Linked DNA regions of Homo sapiens: region 2 is linked to region 1. Evidence: read pairs that join two places in POLR2A ChIA-PET (ENCODE). Cell type or tissue: Caco-2. All regions are shown on one strand. Links, peaks and the distances in the headings refer to the core of each region. The heading gives the core; the rest is flanking DNA.

The links. ChIA-PET counts read pairs that join two places held together with the same protein. Peaks named below come from ENCODE experiments on the same cell type or tissue, not always from the same donor. Only the 100,000 strongest peaks of a DNase experiment are listed, where the experiment ranks them.
Region 2: POLR2A ChIA-PET joins it to region 1 with 12 read pairs; 5 of 35 experiments call an interaction of 5 or more read pairs at or near these places.

The regions. Positions count from the first base shown.
Region 1 is chr9:113,597,798-113,607,281 of GRCh38, forward strand. No RefSeq gene overlaps it. Among named protein-coding and RNA genes, the nearest start is that of RGS3, 140 kb to the left of the region's middle. RefSeq lists silencers at 1,119-1,285, 4,436-4,515 and an enhancer at 1,612-2,535. In Caco-2, for the core only: no CTCF peak of the experiment used is centred there; DNase peaks (open chromatin) are centred at 4,491 and 5,004.
Region 2 is chr9:113,532,411-113,541,894 of GRCh38, forward strand. RGS3 (regulator of G protein signaling 3) reads left to right here. Exons shown (of 23, transcript NM_001394167.1): 17 at 4,386-4,508. Among named protein-coding and RNA genes, the nearest start is that of RGS3, 73 kb to the left of the region's middle. RefSeq lists enhancers at 3,610-4,361, 8,707-9,206. In Caco-2, for the core only: no CTCF peak of the experiment used is centred there; no DNase peak of the experiment used is centred there.

The sequences.
Region 1 (9,484 bases), core at 895-8,894:
GTCGTTGGGCTGTTGATTCAGCCACTGCTCTCTTGCCATCACCTGCCCCCATCCTGGAGCCCGATACACTGATACACTGGTGAGGGCTGCTCTCCCATGCCTTCCTCTGTGCCAGGCACTGTGCCACTCATCCTAGTGGTCACTGCATCTCCTCCCCAAGCCTGGGAGGTAGGGCTTATCCCCATTTTACAGATGAGGAGATGGAAGCACAGACAGGGAAGGTCACGTAGCCAGCAGGTGGCAGGGGTTCAGCCCAAGTCTGACTGTCTGCAAAGCCTGGGCTCTGCCGGCTACAGGATGGAGTCCTTGCTTATCGCCAGCTGGCCACATGTCTTTCAGCAAGTTCCTTCAATTCTCTGCCTCGCCACACCCTGAGGTTTGAATAGAACTTTCACGTGGTGCAGGGATGGCTGGTGAAGGTAGACGGGGCCAGAATCTCAGGAAGGGTGGTGGTGGGCTTATGGAGGCCTCTGGGCAGAAGGAACAGCTGTGGAGACAGGAGATAGGACTCACAGAGTCTTTCTGTGGCCCTGGGTAAGGCTTTCCCCACTGTGCCTTTGTTTCCCCTCCTACCTAACAGAAGATGCGAGTTTAGGAAAGGCCCAGGGCATCCTTCAAGGGAGGACCTGGGCCACTTGCCTAGAAGTGGGCAGAAGAGGCCCAGAGTCCAGGCCAAGCTGAAGGCAAAGCTGACCCCACATATATAACCTCCCAGGGGCCAGGGCATGGCCCAGGGTGGGGTCTGGCTCAGCAGGGCTGTCTTAGATTAAGCTAGATGGAGTTGATGCAGGAGGAGCTGGGCCCCGTCTCCTTGGATCTTGTTCCCTGCCTGGGGTCCTGCAGACTTGGAGCTGCAGACGACATGGGGCTGTACAGCTCCCTCCTCCCTGCCTCCCCTTACTCATCTCCCTGGGCAAGGCCAGCCCTGTTGGCCCCTCTGCACAGTGAGAGGATCAGAATTGTTGGTCTCTGGAGGCCTTCAGGGAGTTGGACTGAGCCCTCTTCAGGGTTACAGGGGACTAGAGCCAGGGCCTGGGTGTGGAGCAGAAGCTGAGCAGGGCTTCATCAGGAGGAAGAGGTGGGCTGTCTGACTGCCGCTCTGACCACACCTGACTTTTCCTGCCCCGCTTGCAAATGGGACCCCTAATGCTTGCTCACCCTTGAAACCCATTTGGAAGAATCTTCTGTGCAACAACAGTAGCCTAGGTCAGCAGAGAACCCCCTTCCCTCTGCTCCCCGGCAGCCGTGGCCTCTCCTTGACTAGCCCGTACTGAGTCAGGCATGGGTTTTTCTGTCTCCAAAGGCTTTGGAATCAGGCAATCCTGGGTTTGAGTCTTGTCTTTGCTACTGACTTGCTCTGTAACCTTGGCAAGTCACTGCCCATCCCTGAGCCTGCAAAAATGGGGATGATTCTATTGTCTTCTCAGTGCTGGGATGAACAGCCAGTGAGCCAGTTCTGCAGAAAGGTCCTAACCTGGGGCCAGGTATACCGTAGGTGCTTGATACATGTTGGCACCAGAGGGTGAGCCCCTCCAGGAGTGGTGCTGGGTCTTTCTCCAGGACCTGGCAATGAGTGTCATTGGGCTTTATAAACTGTGAAGAGCTTTCCCACTGTAGAGATTCAGTGTCTCACAGAGGCTGGAAGGGCCTGGGAAGAGTCGTGCTTCTAATTCTGAACAAGGGCACCTTCCAGGTTTTTTCCAGGCCTGAGATTTGGGGACCTGACAGCTGGGAAAACTGGGGCCCAGGGAAGACTATAATACTACTCCCTACTCCCCCAAAATGGTAGAGGCAGTACTGGGTCTGAGCCCAGGACTTCCCTGCCTGACCTGGCCTCTCTCGCATCTTCTGCTGGGAGGAGCCACTGGGTCCACAAGGAGACCCACCTTTCCAGTTCTTTATATTCTAGGGATTCAGTTTAGGGCCAGGCCTTCCCTCTTCCACCTTCCCAACCTCCTGGTTCCCAGAGTTGCCATGGAAACCAAAGTCCGGGAGAACAAAGTCAGGCAGATGGAATTCCCATTTCGGAAGGCCCCACTGCCTGGTTTCCATTACTCACACCCTGGTTCCCTTGGCCTCCGAGTGGCTTTGGCTGTGCAGAGCAGCTGGAGGGCAGACTAGAAAGGCGTCTGGGTCCCCCTGCCCTGGGCCCTGCCTGGGCTCCCTGGAGGACCTTGGGTACATTCTCTGCCCGCTTAGGCCTCAGTTGCCTCATCTGTACAGTGTCATTTGGGCTGGTTCCCATTTTCTTTCACAGGAGAGGAAGGAGCAGTGCTCTCTAGTCTCTGGCAATTCCAGGCGGTCAACGTGGGATCACAGAGCTGTGATGTCATTTCAACCAGCTCCTCCCCATCCCACAGATGGGAAGACTGAGGGGAGGGAAGGGAAGCAGCACTCTTCACTGTAGAGCTGAAGGGCCTTGGAGTCAGGCTCTGGGGCTCAGTCTCTGGCTCCACCATTTACTAATGGCTGCAAACCTTTGAAGAAGTCATGTACCCTCTCCTTCCCTCCGCTTTCTCATCTATAAATTGTGCGCATTGGCACTTACCCCAGAGTTGCAATGACTAAGCGAGGTCGTGCATGCAACAAGTTTAGTTCAGTGCATGGCGTGGGGTAGGTGCTTCATAACCGTGAGCTGCTGTTAGCGATCTCATTATTCAAGGTCACAGGTCACATTCTCCACTTGCCCAGGCCTGAGAAGATGGGGGGGGCCTTTGGTCTCAGACCCCAGATCCTTGTCCTTCCAGGAACAGTTTTGCTGGAGGACAAAGCCAGCCAATTCCAGGGAGTAAGTGAGAAACAGCCTGTTCCCGTACTGCTGCCCAGTCTTGGCCCTGCTGGGAGCAGTTGGGGTCAGCTGGCAAATAGGTTGTGGTGGGTGGAGAGGCAAGAGGGCACAGCAGTGCCACTCAGTTGGATGCCAGCAGGAGGGGGTGCCACTCAGTTGGATGATAGCTGCCGAGGTGCCAACTGCAGCCAGGCTCCTGGTGGGAGAGTCAAGTCCCTCATGCTCTCGGCCTCTGCCATGTGAGTGACGTGCTCTCTTGACCTGTCTTGGGCCAGCTATGACCTCCCAGACTCTCCAGCTTGGAAGAGACCATTGAGTCTAAACTGCTGCCCAGCACTTAGGACCCCAGAGTTTCTGCTTGATTCCTTCCATGATGGAGCTCAGGAGGGCCTGGGAGCCCCTTGGGGGTTCCAAAGTTCTCTCCATCTGAAGTCGGGTCCTGGGGCAGGGTGGGGAAGGAGGGATAGGTTAGTCCTACCCCTGCAGGTCTCCTGCCCAGGCAGCCACCTCTGGACCCACCAGATTCTCCAGCTTCACTCCTCCCTGCTCCTCTCGCTTGCACCAAACTCTCAGCTCCCCACCCTACCTCCCTGCCTCTGCACCCCCTTGTCCCTTAACCTACTGTCCCCTCCCCAAACTCTTCCCACTGACATCCCACCCCTGAAGGCCTCTCTGCTTCACCTCCCTTCCTGCCCAAACCTCAGGCTCCTGGCGACTCCTCCACAGCCCCACCGCTCCCTCAGAGCTCTCAGGCCCTCAAGCAATGGACCTGACAGGGGTCTCAAAGAAGCCACCTGTTGGTTGTTGTTTTGCTAACAACTGGCAACATTTGTGGAACATCTGGCTTTGCCTGTCCTCTCCCTAGCCAGGGAAGGGAGGAGGAAAGTGGTGCCCCCTTCCTTGGGTGGGAGGAGGCAGTGGGGGATTGAGGAACAGCTGTGGGACTGATCCCATCTGCCGGGTACAGAAGAGAGTGGAGGCATGGCTGGGGGTGGGGAGGGCAGTGCCAGGTGGCAGGTAGATATAGGAGCCAGGACCACGCAGAGGCACACACCACGCATTCCATGCCTCATTGCCATCGATCCTCACAAAGCCCTGGGAGGAAGGGCTGAGTATTATTTTCAGTTTACAAATGAGAAAATTAGGGTTCAGAGAAAGTGGACAGCCCATCATGGCTGAACAGGGATGGGGACCTCTATCCCTGACTTCCAGGCAGCCTCAGCCAGGGCTTTCCAAAAGAATCCACACCTGCAGCCAGTCTGTGAGACTTAGTGGTTCAGCTGGAGTTGCAGATGGGGGCTTTTGATGCTGGTTCTCTTTGGCTTGTGGGCAGAATTTTTCTAAGGAAGTCCGAGGAATAGGTGAGTTTATGAATGTGCGGATGTCCGGTCCTGCAAGGAATCTCAGTTCTCAGAACTGTGTGACAAGTTGCTTTACCTCTCCGAGCCTCTGTTGTTTTAACTATGAAATGGGAATAATAATTCCACCTCCTGGGACTCGCGTGGACTTGGCAGGTTTACGAATATGTGTGAACCCTCAGCACAAGGCCAGGCACAGAGGGAGTGTGCCCTGCGGGGCAGAGGGAGGGAGGCTGGTCCAGGAGGCACTGTCGGGCCAAGCCCCAACCAGCTGTGCAGGAGGAAGCTGCCCCCGCATCTGCTCCAAGGCAGTGACTCAATGACACGACATGGGCAGGGCCCCAAGGGGGCGGGGTTTGGGCCCTAGGTTCCACATGGGCTCAGCGGGGTCCTGCCTGCCTGCTGTTTCAAAGGCAACCAAATAGCATCTGCCTCATCAGGTAGCTGGCCTGGCAGTCAGGAGTTCTGGGCTTTGAGCTCAGATCTGTCCCAAACCTCTGTGTGACCCTGGATGAGGCCCCTCTCTGCTCTGGTCCTTGGCTTCTTCTCTTGACACACAAGGAGAATCCAGCTTTTCCTCCTGCGTGAGGACCTTCGGAAGGGGCAGATGGTGCTCTGTGGGGGTGTGGGGGGCTGGGATCCAGGCCAAGCTGCCTCTGTACGCGGCGGGGTGTGTGTGCACGTGCGTGCGTATGCACAAGTGTATGTGAGCTGTGTATTCGAGTTGCTAGGGCTCTTTTTAGCTGCTTCCCAGGGGACTGGAAGGCCTACTTGGATGGAGCAGTCTGTTTATCAAGGAGCTCCACAGTCTACAGGGTTCATGCCCCTGGGGACACTGCCCTCTGTGTCCTCCAGCCAGGCTGGGGACCTGATCTGCTGGTTTTTCACAAGCTCCTGCCCTTGAGGCAAAGTCCATCCCCACTTTTTACCCCCAGCACACACAAACACAGCACCTGCTGGAGCCACCCCTCTCAGGGGATTCAGCTCAGTTTGCTATCCCCAGGGAGATATAAAAAAGAAGGGCCTGAACAAGGCACAGCCGATGCCCGCCCCCAGACTGGAGGGGAATACAGCCTCCAGTCTGGGAATATAAGTCCAGTTCCACTGCCGATCTGTCTGTGGCAAGTCCCTTTCCTCGCTGGGCCTCACTTTCCCCATCTTAAAAATGGGTGGGGCGTGTTCAAAGTGCTCTCTAGGAGCCATCCGACTCTGATGCCTCAGGCTGTATAGCTTTTCCTTCTGAGGTGCTATTGCAGCAGGAACTGGCTTGCTCTCGAGTTCTGTCCATTCCAAGGAAGGGGAGGGTGGTAACTGGGGGCTTGGGCTTTGGAGGCTGACAGACCTGGGCTTGAGTCCAGGTTCAGATGATTCTTTATTGCGTGACCTTCGGCAAGTCGCTTAACCTCTCTGGGCCACTGTTTCCACATTTATAAAGAGTTAAAGAGATTATAACCAGTTAATAATAGGTGTTACCTAGTACAGTTGTTGTGATCAAATAAAAGCAGGGGTGAACTATTTGCATTCAGCCCTGCTGGTCTGCCTTCTGGTCCTCGAATGCACCACGCTTCCTTCCATTTGGGGCCTTTCACGTGCAGTCCTCCCTCCCTGGAACACTCTTTCCCCTGCTCCCTTAGTTAATGACGATGAGGAGGAGGAGGATGAGGATGATAGCTAACATTTAATATTTTCCAGGCACTGTGCTAAGTACTTGACTGACATTTTCTTTTTTTATGCTCCCCAAAATCCTGGGAGTTAAGAGCTATTATTATTAATCACTACAGCCTAGTGCCCCGAGGCCAGGCCTGAGGACAGATTGCTCAGGGGAACTCCCAGCTCTTCCACTTAGTTGTGTAAACTCGGGCAACTTACTTCACTTTCTGGGTCTCAGTTTACCCAGTACTCAGTATCAGGCTGGGCTTGCTCTGAAGCCTGTGCTCTTGAGTAGTAGGCTGTATTCCTCCCCCTCTTCTCCAGAGCTTGGTTTAGATGTCACTGCCTCAGGGAAGCCTTCCCTGATAACCCTGACTATAAGAGGGCCCCTGCTGACTGCTCCCAAAGCCTCCTGCTCCTCCTCTTTCATGGCTCTTGTCACAGGTTGTAATTACACACACGCATATGTTCATTCATCGCTGTCTCTTCCTTTCAAGCTTAAGCCCCTTGGGGCAGGAACCCTGTCCGTCTTCTCACTGTATCCCCAGGCTTATCAATCACAGTGCCTGGCGCATGGTAGGTGCTTAATAAATACTTATTTATTGGATAAAAGGCCATATATTGCTTAGCATGGTGGGTTGCACAGGACAAGCCCATGAACAAAAAGTCTGGATAAGAAGCCACTGCATGAGTAAAGATTGAGTTCTGTTGTAAGTGACAAAAACACAAGGTAGAAGTTTCTCTCTCTCCCATAAAGGAAACTCAGGTAGAAGCAGCCTAGTGCTGGCATGGCCTTTTCGTGATCATCAGGAACCCTGATTTTGTCTGTTACTTTGCCGTCCTCAAAATGTAGCTTCCACTTCCTGTCCAAGATGGCTGCTTGAGCTCCAGCCATCACGCAAGGCTGGAGGCCAAGAAAGAGGGGGTAAAAGGTAAATTGCAGTTATGTCTTAGAGAAGGTGCTCAGAAACTGTCACATGACACTTTCCCTTACACCCCATTGGCCAGAACTGAGCACATGGCCACACTTGTTTAGAAGGAGGCTGGGAGCAGTGGCTCACACCTGTAATCCCAACACTTTGGGAGGCCGAGGTGGGAGGATCACCTGAGGCCAGGAGTTTGAGGCCAGCCTCACTAGGAGCCTCACTATGGATAACATAGTGAGACCCTGTCTCTACAAAAAATAAAAAACTCAGCCAGGCATGGTAGTGAACTCAGGAGGTTGAGACGGGAGAAACCCTTGAGCCCAGGAGTTCAAGACTGCAGTGAGCTATGATGGTGCCACTGCACTCAAGCCTGGGTGACATAGTGAGACCCTGTCTCTGAAAATAAATAAGTAAATAAATGAGAAGAGGGAAAGCTGAGAAATGTAGTGTTAATCTAGACAGCCATGTGACCAGATAAAAATCAGAGGTTCTGTTACTCTGGGGTAATACAAAGGCTGAGCAGATGTTGGGGACGACTAGCTGTCTCCGCCACTGTCATCAATGACAGACATCCATTCTCGTAAGGCTATGGAGAGGAAGTGGGGCAAGTGGGCATGTGTCAGTTAACTATTGATACAACAGTGCTGCAAAACAAACCACCCCAGGCCGGGCGCAGTGGCTCACGCCTGTAATCCCAACACTTTGGGAGGCCGAGGAGGGGGCGGATCACTAGAAGTCAGGAGTTAAACACCAGCCTGGCCAACATGGTGAAACCCTGTCTCTACTAAAATATAAAAATTAGCCAGGTGTGGTGGCACACGCCTGTAATCCCAGCTACATGGGAGGCTGAGGCTTGAACCCAGGAGGTGGAGGTTGCAGTGAGCCAAGATTGCGCCACTGCACTCCAGCCTGGGCGACAAAGCAAGATTTCATCTCAAAAATAAGTAAATAAGATAAATAAATAAATAAATAAAACCCACCCCAAAATACACTGGCCTCAAATAACAATAACTTATTCTCTCTTATGCTTCTGTAGTCAACCGACCTAGGAAGAGCTGGGTGGGACATGACCCCTCCCTGTGGGCTGGGCTCAGAACTACTCACTGTAACTTTTCCTGGAGGCAGAAGGGTCAGGGTCTACCTGGGGAAAGTTCTCACTGCAGTGAAAGCACGTGTGTGTTTTTTAAACTTTTAAAGTTTAAAATAATTATATATTCACAGGAAATTGCAAAGATAGTATAGCGAGGTCTCATGTACCCTTCACCTAGTGTGCCCCAATGAACACATCTTACATAATTATAGTACAATATCAAAAATTGAAATTGACATTGGGACAATACGTATGTACAGTTCTATGTCATTTTATCACCTGCAGATTTGTATAAACACCACCGCAATCAAGACATGGAACTATTCCATCACCACAAAGACCTCCCTCGATACCCTTTTATAGGTACACCCATTCCCCACCCCTAACCCCTCGCAACCACTAATCTGTTCTCCATCTATGTAATTTTGTCATTTCAAGAATGTGATATAAATGGAATTGTACAGTATGTGACCTTTTAAGATTGTCTTTTTTCACTCAGTATAACGTCCTTGAGCTTCATCCAAGATGTTGTGGGTATCCTATTTATGTTGCGTTCAATCCTATTTATTGCTGAGTAACATTCTGTGGTATGGATGTACAACCGTTCGTTTAGCCATTTGCCTCTTGAGGGACATTTTGGTCATTTCCAGTTTGGGGCTGTTACATATAAAGCTGCTGTGAACTGTTGTGGAGAGAGTTTTGTGTGGATGTAACTTCTCATTTCACTGGGATAAATGACCAGGAGTGCAATTGCTGGGTTGTACAGTAAGTATAGGTTTAGTTTTTAAGAAACTGCCAACTATCTTCCAGAGTAGCTGTACCATGAGAGATCCAATGTTTCTGCATTCTTGCCAGCATTTAATGTTGCCCCAGTGTTTTATTTTAGCTGTTCTAACAGATAACGTGGTGATTTTCATCCGGGTCTTAATTTGCATTTTCCTAATGGCTGGTGATACTGAACATCTTTTCATGTGCTATTTGCCATCTGTATATCCTCATTGGTGAAATGTCTTTCCATGTCTTCTGCCCATTTTCTAATTAGATTGTTTGCTTTTTTTACTGTTGAGTTTTGAGAGCGCATACAGTCTATGTATGAATGCTTTGTCAGATATACGATTTGCGAATAATGTGCTCAGTCTGTAGCTTGTCTTTTCATCCTTCTAACGGTGTCTTTTGCAGAGCAAAAGTTTTGACTGTTGATGAAGTACAATTTGTCCTTTTTAAAAAATGGATCATGCTTTCCTTGTTGTCTAAGAGCTTTCCACTAAGCCCTAGGAGCTGTACAGGTAGTGGGGCTGTTACATATAAAGCTGCTATGAAGTATTGTAGAGAGAGTTTTGTGGGGACATAACTTTTCATTTCTCTGGGATAAATGACCCAGGAGCGCAATTGCTGGGTTGTACAGGAAAATCCTGAAGATTTTCTCCTATGTTTTCTTCTGAACGTTGTATTGTTTCACATTTAAATCTTTGATCTAGTTTGAGCTAATTCTCATACGATGTGAGGTTTAGGTTGAGGTTCTTTTTTTTTTTTTTTTTGCCTAAGGATAGCCAATGGCAGCCGGGCGCAGTGGCACATGTCTGTGATCCCAGCACTTTGGGAGGCCGAGGCAAGTGGATCACCTGACGTCAGGAGTTTGAGACCAGCCTGGCCAAAATGGTGACACTCTGTC
Region 2 (9,484 bases), core at 475-8,474, 66 kb before region 1:
AAAATGTTTGCCCATCTAAGCCAGCCAGCTCTGCCCCCTGCCTTGGAAGCCTTCTGGGTCCTCTAGTATTACAGCTTCAAGCTCTGAGAGCCAGAGACCCAGCCCTACACTCTGCTGTTGAGACAGGCAATACGGTCACCATCTCAGGTGAAGAAATAATGGCTTTCCAAAGGAGATTCCCATGGGGCAGGGCAGCAGAGGGTGGTTCTTGTGGTGTCAGCAAAACAGGCATAATCATGGCTATTACCTTGCAGTGTCGTTGGAAGAAATGTCGAGGTATCACTGGTAAGGGGCTTAGCACTGTGCAGGGCATGGGATTTGAGGGGGCTGCCTCAGTATTGAGGGTAGGTGGCTCTCTCACTGTGAGAGGCCCTCCCAGGATGGGGGGAGCTCTTTCATACTTTTGTAGGGAGGGGGACACCATCCTGGAGCTTAGAGCAGTGGACAGTTATACAAAAAGCTGCCAGCGAACTCTGCAGCTGCTCTGAGACCCAGCTACCTACAGAATTTCTCCTGGAGGCTTTGCATTCTGGTCGCCTCTTGGTCCAGTCTGCAAGAGGGAGCATTCCTGCCAGCCACAGGTGTGGCAGCCTGACCAGGTGATGAGACCTCCCCAGGTGTTGGAGATGAGATCCCAGCATGTGGTTCTCCAAGGCTTTGAGCTGGAGCTCTGCTCCTCATTGGCGATGAGACTCAGGGAGGTCCTTAGCTGCTCTGAACCTTGGCCATTCCCTTCCATAAAATGGGGACAACAATCCATGCCCTTCCTGCCTCTTCACTGCATTGCCAAGATCAGCATGAGATCGTGGGTGGGAAAATTCTGTTTTTTTTTTTTTTTGAGACAGAGTCTCACTCTGTTACGCAGGCTGAAGTGCAATGGTGCGATCTCAGCTCACTGCAACATCCGCCTCCTGGGTTCAAGCGATTCTCCTGCCCCAGCCTCCCAAGTAGCTGGGATTACAGGTGCACACCACCATGCCTGGCTAATTTTTGTGTTTTTAGTAGAGACGGGGTTTCATCGTTTTGGCCAGGATGGTCTCAAACTTCTGACCTCAGGTGATCTGCCTGCCTCAGCCTTTCAGAGTGCTGGGATTGCAGGCATGAGCCACCGTGCCCAGCTGGAAAGTTCTTTTTAAAATTGATAATCAGACAAAAGGAATTATTAGTAAGGCAGAATTCCTGCTTCAGAACAGAAAGAAAAGAGGACATGGAGGCCCAGGGAGATTAAGGAATCTGCTGAAGCCCACCCAACTGGGTAGAAGCAGGGCTGGGAGGCTCGGGCCAGGGCCAGGGCCAGCTTCATGGAGTGATGGCCTTTCCAAGCTGGAAGGGACCACAGTTCCTGCCTCACCCCCCACCTTTACATGGGAACACTGGAGACAGGGAGCAGAGGGCCTTCTGGTCAGCATCTGCCTCACCCGGCTTCTCCCTGGGAAATCTTGGGGTCTTTTGCTGGCCATATCCTTCCCCTGCCATGGGCTAGAGGACTCTGGGCAGCGGAGGGAAGCTGTTGTTAAGTAGAAGCTCCAGGAGTGCCTCAGCGCACCACCCAGTTCCCTGAAACCAGCAGGCAGGGCTTTCTTTCCTCTTTCCCCAGATGCTCTTAGGAAGATCAACTTCTGAGCACTTTTGGGCCTGAGAGGAATGGCTGGCACTCAGCATGGGAAGTGCCCCCACTCTGAAGGGTGGCATTCCTGAGGGTTGGGTTGGATGCAGGGTAGAAGAAGTCCCTAGATATTATCAGCTGATGTGATAGTCCACCCCAGCTCAAGGCCTGCTTTCGCTGCTTCTGGAACAGCTTCTCCCAAACATTGTTTTTGCTGGCCCCTTCTTACCGTTCATGCCTTAGCTTGTGTGTTGCCCTTTCTAAGAGGCCTTTTCTGATCACCTCAAGTATGACCTCTCCCTTTATGACCTTGGTGACATTTTCACAAGTTGTAATTACAGTTGTCCCTCAGTATCCACCAAGGATTTGTTCCAGGACCCCACAGATACCAAAGTCCAAAGATGCTCAAGTCCTTGACACAAAATGGGGTAGTATTTAATATAACCTATACACATCCTTCCATGTACTTTAAATCATCTTTAGATTACTTATAATATCTAATACAATGTAAGTTCTGTATAAATAGTTGTTAAACTGTATTGTTTAGGGAATAATGGCAGGAAAAGAAATCTGTACATATGTAGTACAGATGAATTTTTTTTTTTTTTTTTTTTGAGACAAGGTCTGCCCTGTCGCCCAGGCTGGAGTGCAGTGGCACAATCATTGCTTACTGTAGCCTCAAGCTCCTGGGCTTCAGCAATCCTCCCACCTTATCCTCCCAAGTAGCTGGGACTACAAGCGCACACCACCACACCCAATTAATTTTTTTTTAAAACTTTTGGTAGAGACTGGGTCTCACTGTGTTTCCCAGGCTTGTCTGGAACTCCTGGGCGCAAATGATCCTCCTGCCTTGGCCTCCCAAAATGCTGGTTTACAGATGGGAGCCACTGTGACCAGCCTAAAATATTTTTTCAAATATTTTCCATCCTCTGTTGGTGGACTCCATGGTTGTAGAAACCATGGATAGGGAGGGCTGTATATTATTTCTTTAATTGTTTATTTGTATAAATAACAAATATTATTGTCTTTGCCCCTAACCTGAGAGCATGGGCTTAGTCTGTCTCATTTACCTCTTTATTTCCAATGCCTAGGACTGTCTCTGACACAGAGCAGGTGCTCAATAAATAGTTATTTTATTTTGTTTTTTTTTCGAGGCTGAGTCTTGCTTTGTCACCCAGGCTGAGTCTGGCTTTGTCACCCAGGCTGGGGTACAGTGGTGCGATCCTGGCTCACTGCAACCTCTGCCTGCCAGGTTCAAGTGATTCTCCTGCCTCGGCCTCCTGAGCAGCTGGGATTACAGGCACATGCCACCACGCTGGCTAATTTTTGTATTTTTAGTAGAGATGGGGTTTCAGCATGTTGGCCAGGCTGTTCTCGAACACCTGACCTCATGATCCACCCGCCTCGGCCTCCCAAAGTGCTGGGATTATAGGCATAAGCCACTGCGCCCAGTCAATAAATAGTTATTAAACAAATGAATTACTGAATAGTAATACTAGTGACTGTTTGTTGAGGCCTGATTGTTGTCCTCCTTGCTTGCCCTCCTAGTAGCTCTGAAAGCCAGGTGATGCCATTATATCCCCATTTCACAGGCAGCTTGGTACTTTCCTGAGGTTGACAGCTGGGAAGTGGCACAGCTGGGATTCAAACCAGGCCTGTCCAACTGCAAAATGAGAAAGGGCTGGATAGAAACACTGTCTTTTTTTTTTCTGTTCCAAGGGATCAGCTGATGCTCTTAGCTCCCTGGCTGAGTTCATCTAATCGCAGCCCTTTGGGGTTATAATCAAATTCTAGTGGAGGCAGACAGAGCTTGTACTCCCCTGATGAGAGTACCCGGTTGTGGGTGGCAACCCTGGGCATGTACCACCATCCCTACCCCGCCCCTAGCACACTCTGCTTTAGGGGTGGCTCTCTGGGTCCTTGAAGCTCCCTGGTGCTTGTGCCAAAGCTGACCTGGATTTGACCTTATCCCAGAAGTCCTTCCTGGCAACCAGAGCTTACCAAGGCCATTGCTTGCTAAGCACTATATGAGGCCTAGATGAAAAAGGCCTTTCTAGGAGGGGTTTGTAGTTTAGTTGGGGAGACGAGACTGTAGTACTTAACAAGGTTGAATAGCGAAGCGGGACCTAAATGTCAGCAGTGCCTGGGATGTTGCTGCCCTCGAGTGAGCTGAACAGTCACAGATTAGACCAAGATCATGTGCTGGGCAGTGGGGCTGCAGAGGGCCACATGACTCTGCCCGTCAAAGACTTTCCAAAGGACCCTGAGTTGCTGTTTGGGTTCTGTTGGTATGCCCGTCCAACCACCCGTTCAGCCTTGGCCTTGGGATCAGAGAAGAGCGCTGTGAGGAAGATGGGTTCTGTGAGCCAGGGGAGGTGGGGAGGGTTCCTGGCTCCACAGAGAATCAGCCTGAGGCCCTGGCCCTCTGGGCTTCCCACGTGCTCCCTCAGCTGCTGCTTTGTGCTGCCTGCCCCTGGGGGTGACCTCATCGGCTCTGTCCTGCTCTCCACAGGCCTCTGCTGTGTTGGGAGCCACTGCCTTCCTCCCCTCCCCCAACCTGTGGGCCCACAGCTCGCCAGCTGGCCCTTGAACCCACTTCCCTGCGCCTCTGGCTGCCTCAATGTCACTGGGGATTAGTGTGCATTTGCGGCTTTTGGCGGACACTCCCCTCCTGGCTGCAGCCTCACCCTCTGGAGCCCAGGGATGGGCTTGGGCCTGGGAGCCCCCTGAACCAGGGAGCAGCCCTGACCGTCCGTTTCTCTATTTTCCCTGACGTCAGAAGGCAGAGTGCTTATTCACTTTGGAAGCGCACTCGCAGGAGCAGAAGAAGAGAGTGTGCTGGTGCCTGTCGGAGAACATCGCCAAGCAGCAACAGCTGGCAGCATCACCCCCGGACAGCAAGGTAAGGGCCTTGACAGTGGCTGTGGCCTGGCTGCCTCGTTTCCCCTCAGCCAGCCTAGACCCTTGAGCCTCTGCATTGAGCTGGGGGCCAGCCTGAGCTTCCAACTTGGCTCTGGGCAATGAGCTCTTGGCAAGCGGGGACCTGTGCCCGAATGTCTCTCCCCCTTGGCATGTCATTGGGTCTGCTGAGTGGGTCTGACAGTGCTCGTGTAGAGCGACAGAGCCAAATTAAGCGTGGCCCATCAGTTCTGCACTCTGTTCTTCGGTTTGCCTATGGCAAGGTTTAATTCGGGCTGGCCTCCCTGATGCTGCCTGGCATGCGTTCACCTCTGCCATTGGGTAGCCTGTGCCTGGGGGCAGCACACTGGTGTTTAACATTGGCCCCAGGCGGATGCGATAGAGGGGATGTTTGCGGCAGAAGCTGTTGTATGCTGTATAGTTCCATGTGGGCCAGAGCCAAGTAGAGCTGAGTGTGGACTGCTGGGGTCTGGGGACTGGCTGGCAGGAGCACCGGGGAAGATTAGAGACTCCCAGGGGAGGCTGTTCTGGGCTGGGCACTGCTCAGCCCATCCAGTGCCTGGGGAGAGGGGATGGGATAGGAGCTGGACCACACAGCCTTCCCCTTTGACACTCCGATGCCAGCCACAAAGTACAGTTATATTACCCCATTTGTGAGTCATTCAGGTCCCTTCTTTTGCTAAAAGTGCTGGCCATTTGGGAATTGGGTCTGGTTGGCTGCAAAAGTTGCTGAGGTGGTTGCTCTGCTGGATCTGGGCGAAGAGGAGAGATGAAAGAAAGCTGCAGCCTGTAACTTGCTGGCCTTTTCACTTCTCCCTGGTGCAGTCAGTCCCCTATGCCATGGGCAGCAGGCCTATGCAGGGGGCAGTTGGGGGGCAGGCCTGCTGAAGCAGGAGGTAGGGAAGAGGCAGTTGGCAGCCTCTTCTGAGGGCCAGAGGTGGACAGCAGCTCCCCAGCTATTCCCGAAAGGAGTGAGGATCTGAGAATTACATCATCTTAGCTGTGAACGTTCTCTTGTTTTACACTAGCTAGTGGCAAGAATAACTTGGATGAGGGAAGACAGTAGGAAAAGCACGGACTTCTGAGCCACCCTCTACCACCAACTGGCAGTGGGAACTTGGGCAAGTCACTTTGCTGCTCTGTACTTTGATGTCCCCATCAGTAACCTGGGACAATAGTCCTTCCCTCAAAGGGTTGTTGTGAGAATGAAATGAGAGGGTGCATATACGGGCTATAGCACAGTGCCTGGTATGCAGTAGGCACTCACTCAACCATAGCTGTGGGGAATGCATTGCCCCCTGCCCAGCCCCAGGTGGTTTGTTGCAGCACTGGCTGGTTGCCACTGTCAGGTTCTTCTACTGAGCAGAGACCTGTCCCCATGCCTATAGGCTGCCCTGCCCCACTGATCCTGGGTTGGTCACAGTCAGAATCCAGGCCGCTTCCTCTTCATTGGGGTGGCCTCTGGGACGTCGAATGGCTGAACCTATGCCCCAGTTTTTTTTCCTTTGGGCTTGTGCCTCCTTTTCTGGGGGAAAGAGCTCTTTGTGCCTCGCTCTCAGAGTTTGCTGACTCTGGAGTGTGTTAGCAGCAGCCTTCTCAATACCTTGGAGAATCTCTCCATCTTCAGGTTTGGGAGGCCAGAGGGTGACTGAAGGCAGGCTGTTTCTGAGGCAGGTTGTGGTCCCTGTAGGGCTTTGGGCTTGGCTGGCTGACCCTGGAACGGCCCAAGGGTTTGAGGCCTGGCTTCAGGGCCACACTAGAATGTATGGGAATCCTGAGCAGAGCAGTTTGGACACCTCTTCAAATCCAAACTCTTCAAACGCGTGTTCCATGGAGAAGCTGTGTGCTGGACAGGAGAAGGATGAAGGAGGGGGCCCAAGTGCTGGGACAGCCTCAGAATTACCTCCCGGGCCTAAGAACTGGGCCTGGAGCCACACTGGCATACCCCACTTGGGCCACCCTCCTAAGAAGGCCATGATGTAGCTGTCTTTTGTCAGGCTGGCCCTAGAGGTCTCACTGCTCAAAATTCCCCATCCCTATCACCACCATGCACATGCAAAGAGTCTTAGCAACTTACTCCTTCTAGACACTTATGGAATGCTCCCTGAGAGGAATTCCAGTAAATAGATTCTCTCCAGCCCTAGGTAGTTCTAGCAATGCTTTAGCAACCTCACTGACAGGGCCCGCCTGGCTTTCCAGCTGGTCCACAGCATTGTCCACTTGCGCTCAGTTCCGTCAGTTCCTGGCAGCCTCGGGGTGACCAGGAACCTCTTTACCAAGGGCTGGCCACTAAGGTCTCCATCTCTAGGGCAGAAGAGGAAGGGCCAAACGGAGCCCGGAGGCTGGCTGCTTGCTCTTCAGGTATAAGGGTCCTGCTGGACCGATTTGCTCTGAGATGGAGTGTCGCTCTGTCACCCAGGCTGGGGTGCAGTGGTGCGATCTCAGCTCGCTGCAGCCTCTGCCTCCTGGGTTCAAGCGATTCTCATGGCTCAGCCTCCCGAGTAGCTGGTACCACAGGCACATGCCACCATGCCTGGCTAATTTTTTTATTTTTAGTAGAGATGGGGTTTCACCATGTTGGCCAGGCTGGTCTCGAACTCCTGACCTCAAGAGTAGCACACCTTTGAATGCCTTTTCTGTGTTCTTTCTGTGGATGCTCCACCTTCTGCTGAACAAAGGAAAACACTGCCTAGACCCCCACCCCACCCCTGCACCACCCAAATGCCTCTCTGGGAAAAGGGGGTTTGTAAGGCAACTCCCCAAACTCCCATGCTCTTTTCAAGAGTGTCTGCTGACACCCAGATGTGGGGGATTCTTTAAATGTCTTAAGGAATGTAAAGCTCTTCCCAAATTCACAAAACGTAATAAGTGCAATTTACCTTGAAGATGAAATATATGCTTGTTGGGAAGGTAGAGGGAGTCAGGGGAAGATGGACTTAAAGAACAGTTGGGAGGTCACTCCCTTGCTGTGGGACCTTCAGCAGCCGCTGGCTGCTGTGGTGTCAGTAGTCCCATCTGGGCACTGGGCCCGTGGCTCTTTCTATCTCTCCAAGCTTTGTGATTTTCGTGAAAGCTGAGGGCCGGGGGCCATCTAGTATCCATTTTTTGTAGAAATAAATGAACTACTTTCTCTCTTGTCTCAACTTCCTACTCCTGTTCATCACCCGCTCCTTCCTTTTCAGAGCTCTGCCCCTCTGTTGCTTCATTATCTGTAGCTGGGGGGCGCCTACCTTTCTTCTTCTGCCTGGGAATCCTTGTACTAAACTCCCTGCATGGGGACTGCTGCGAGGCTTCTAATCTAGAATAACTCAGAGCTGGGCCCACCTGTGGCCATTCAGGTTCTAAGCTAGAAGGGAGAGACAATTATATATTCTTTTGATTATTCAAGCAAATATACATAATAAATGCCTTCTCAGTGCCAGATACTGGTTTAGATCCTTTGGGATCACAGAGATGAATGAGACCTGGTCCCTGTCGCTATGGAATTCTCCTAATAGGAGAGAGATGAGGAGGGCACTGGAGTGGTGATCTAAGCATGAAAGCCATGCTTGCGGGTCCTAAGAAGGATCCAGTGGGGTCCTGGCTATCCAAGCATCATCCGTGCCGTGAGCCTCCTGCTCAGTACCCTTCATGTGCCTGGTGCTGGGCTGGGCTCCAGGAAGCCTTCTGAGAAGCATGGAAACCAAGCCTTTAGGATGAGAAGGGCAGACACAGTGCAGTGGGGCCTGGCCCCATTCTCAGGGCAGGTCCTGTGCTCCACGGGGAGGGACGCACAGAGCAATCCATCACCCCCTTTCCTCGGGAGATCACAGTCTGGTGGCAGAGACAGACATGACAGATAGTTCAAAGTAACACAGTAAGCAATGTGACCTCAGGTGAGCCAGTTAGCCTCTCTGAGACTCAGTTTTTGCATCAGTAAAGTGGATGGATTAAGAGGCTTCTTGTGAGGATTGAACTCAGGATGTGCTTTGCAAAGTGGCATGCAAGAGGAGCTCTGAACTAGCCGCTATCGTTCTCACTGTCATGGTTTTAAAGTGCTGTCCATATGGGAAGATTCATCGGGGGCCTTGTTCATTGAAGCTGCTGCTGGTGCTCGGAGCACATATGACAACTGCTCCATGTCACTTCCTGGTAGACATCTGCCATATTCCAGGGGCCCAGGCAGGGAAACTGAGGCCTCCTTGTCTGCTCTGGCTCTAAGACTTCTCCCAGATGTGACGGTGAGGTGCGTGCCACCTTGTCATCTCCACTGGGGCCACTAGAGACAGCCCTGGAGATGCCAGGGTGTGTGAGTGCCTTAGAAAGGAACAGAGGCAGGTCCTGCAGTCAGGCAGCCCGGCCTGAGTAGACAGCGAGCTAATTCCAGTTCTGTCTGGTTCCACAGAAACTCCACCCTTTCGGCTCTCTCCAGCAGGAGATGGGGCCGGTCAACTCAACCAATGCCACCCAGGATAGAAGCTTTACCTCACCAGGACAGACTCTGATTGGCTGAGCAAACCCAAGGGCGGGACTCTGCTTCTGGCAACTTAACCCTTTCTTGGGCATCCCCTACCACACAGTAACCTCACCTCAACTGGACCTGAAACAGAGGACCAAGATGGTGGGTCTAGGGTCATCTGAAGGGAGTGGTCCCAAGGGTGCATGTGGATGTCAACAGAAGGACCACAATGGTGTGAGAGGCCTTGTGGGCATGCAGAGACTGGCAGCAGAAAGTCCCAAGAGGAGAGGACTCAGAGGCTTCTTCCTTCCAAGGAGGAGGAGGAGGAGGACATTCCACATCTGGGCTTCCAGTGGTGGCTCCCGGACCTGCCTTGGGGGCAGCAGGAGAGGTTGGGAGAGGTCACCCTGATGAAGAACAATGCCATGATCTGCTGCTGCCAGAGGACATCTCCGCCCATCCACTCATTTTCCACCTGTACACATTGGCTCATTCATTCGATGGATATTTCGGGTGCATCT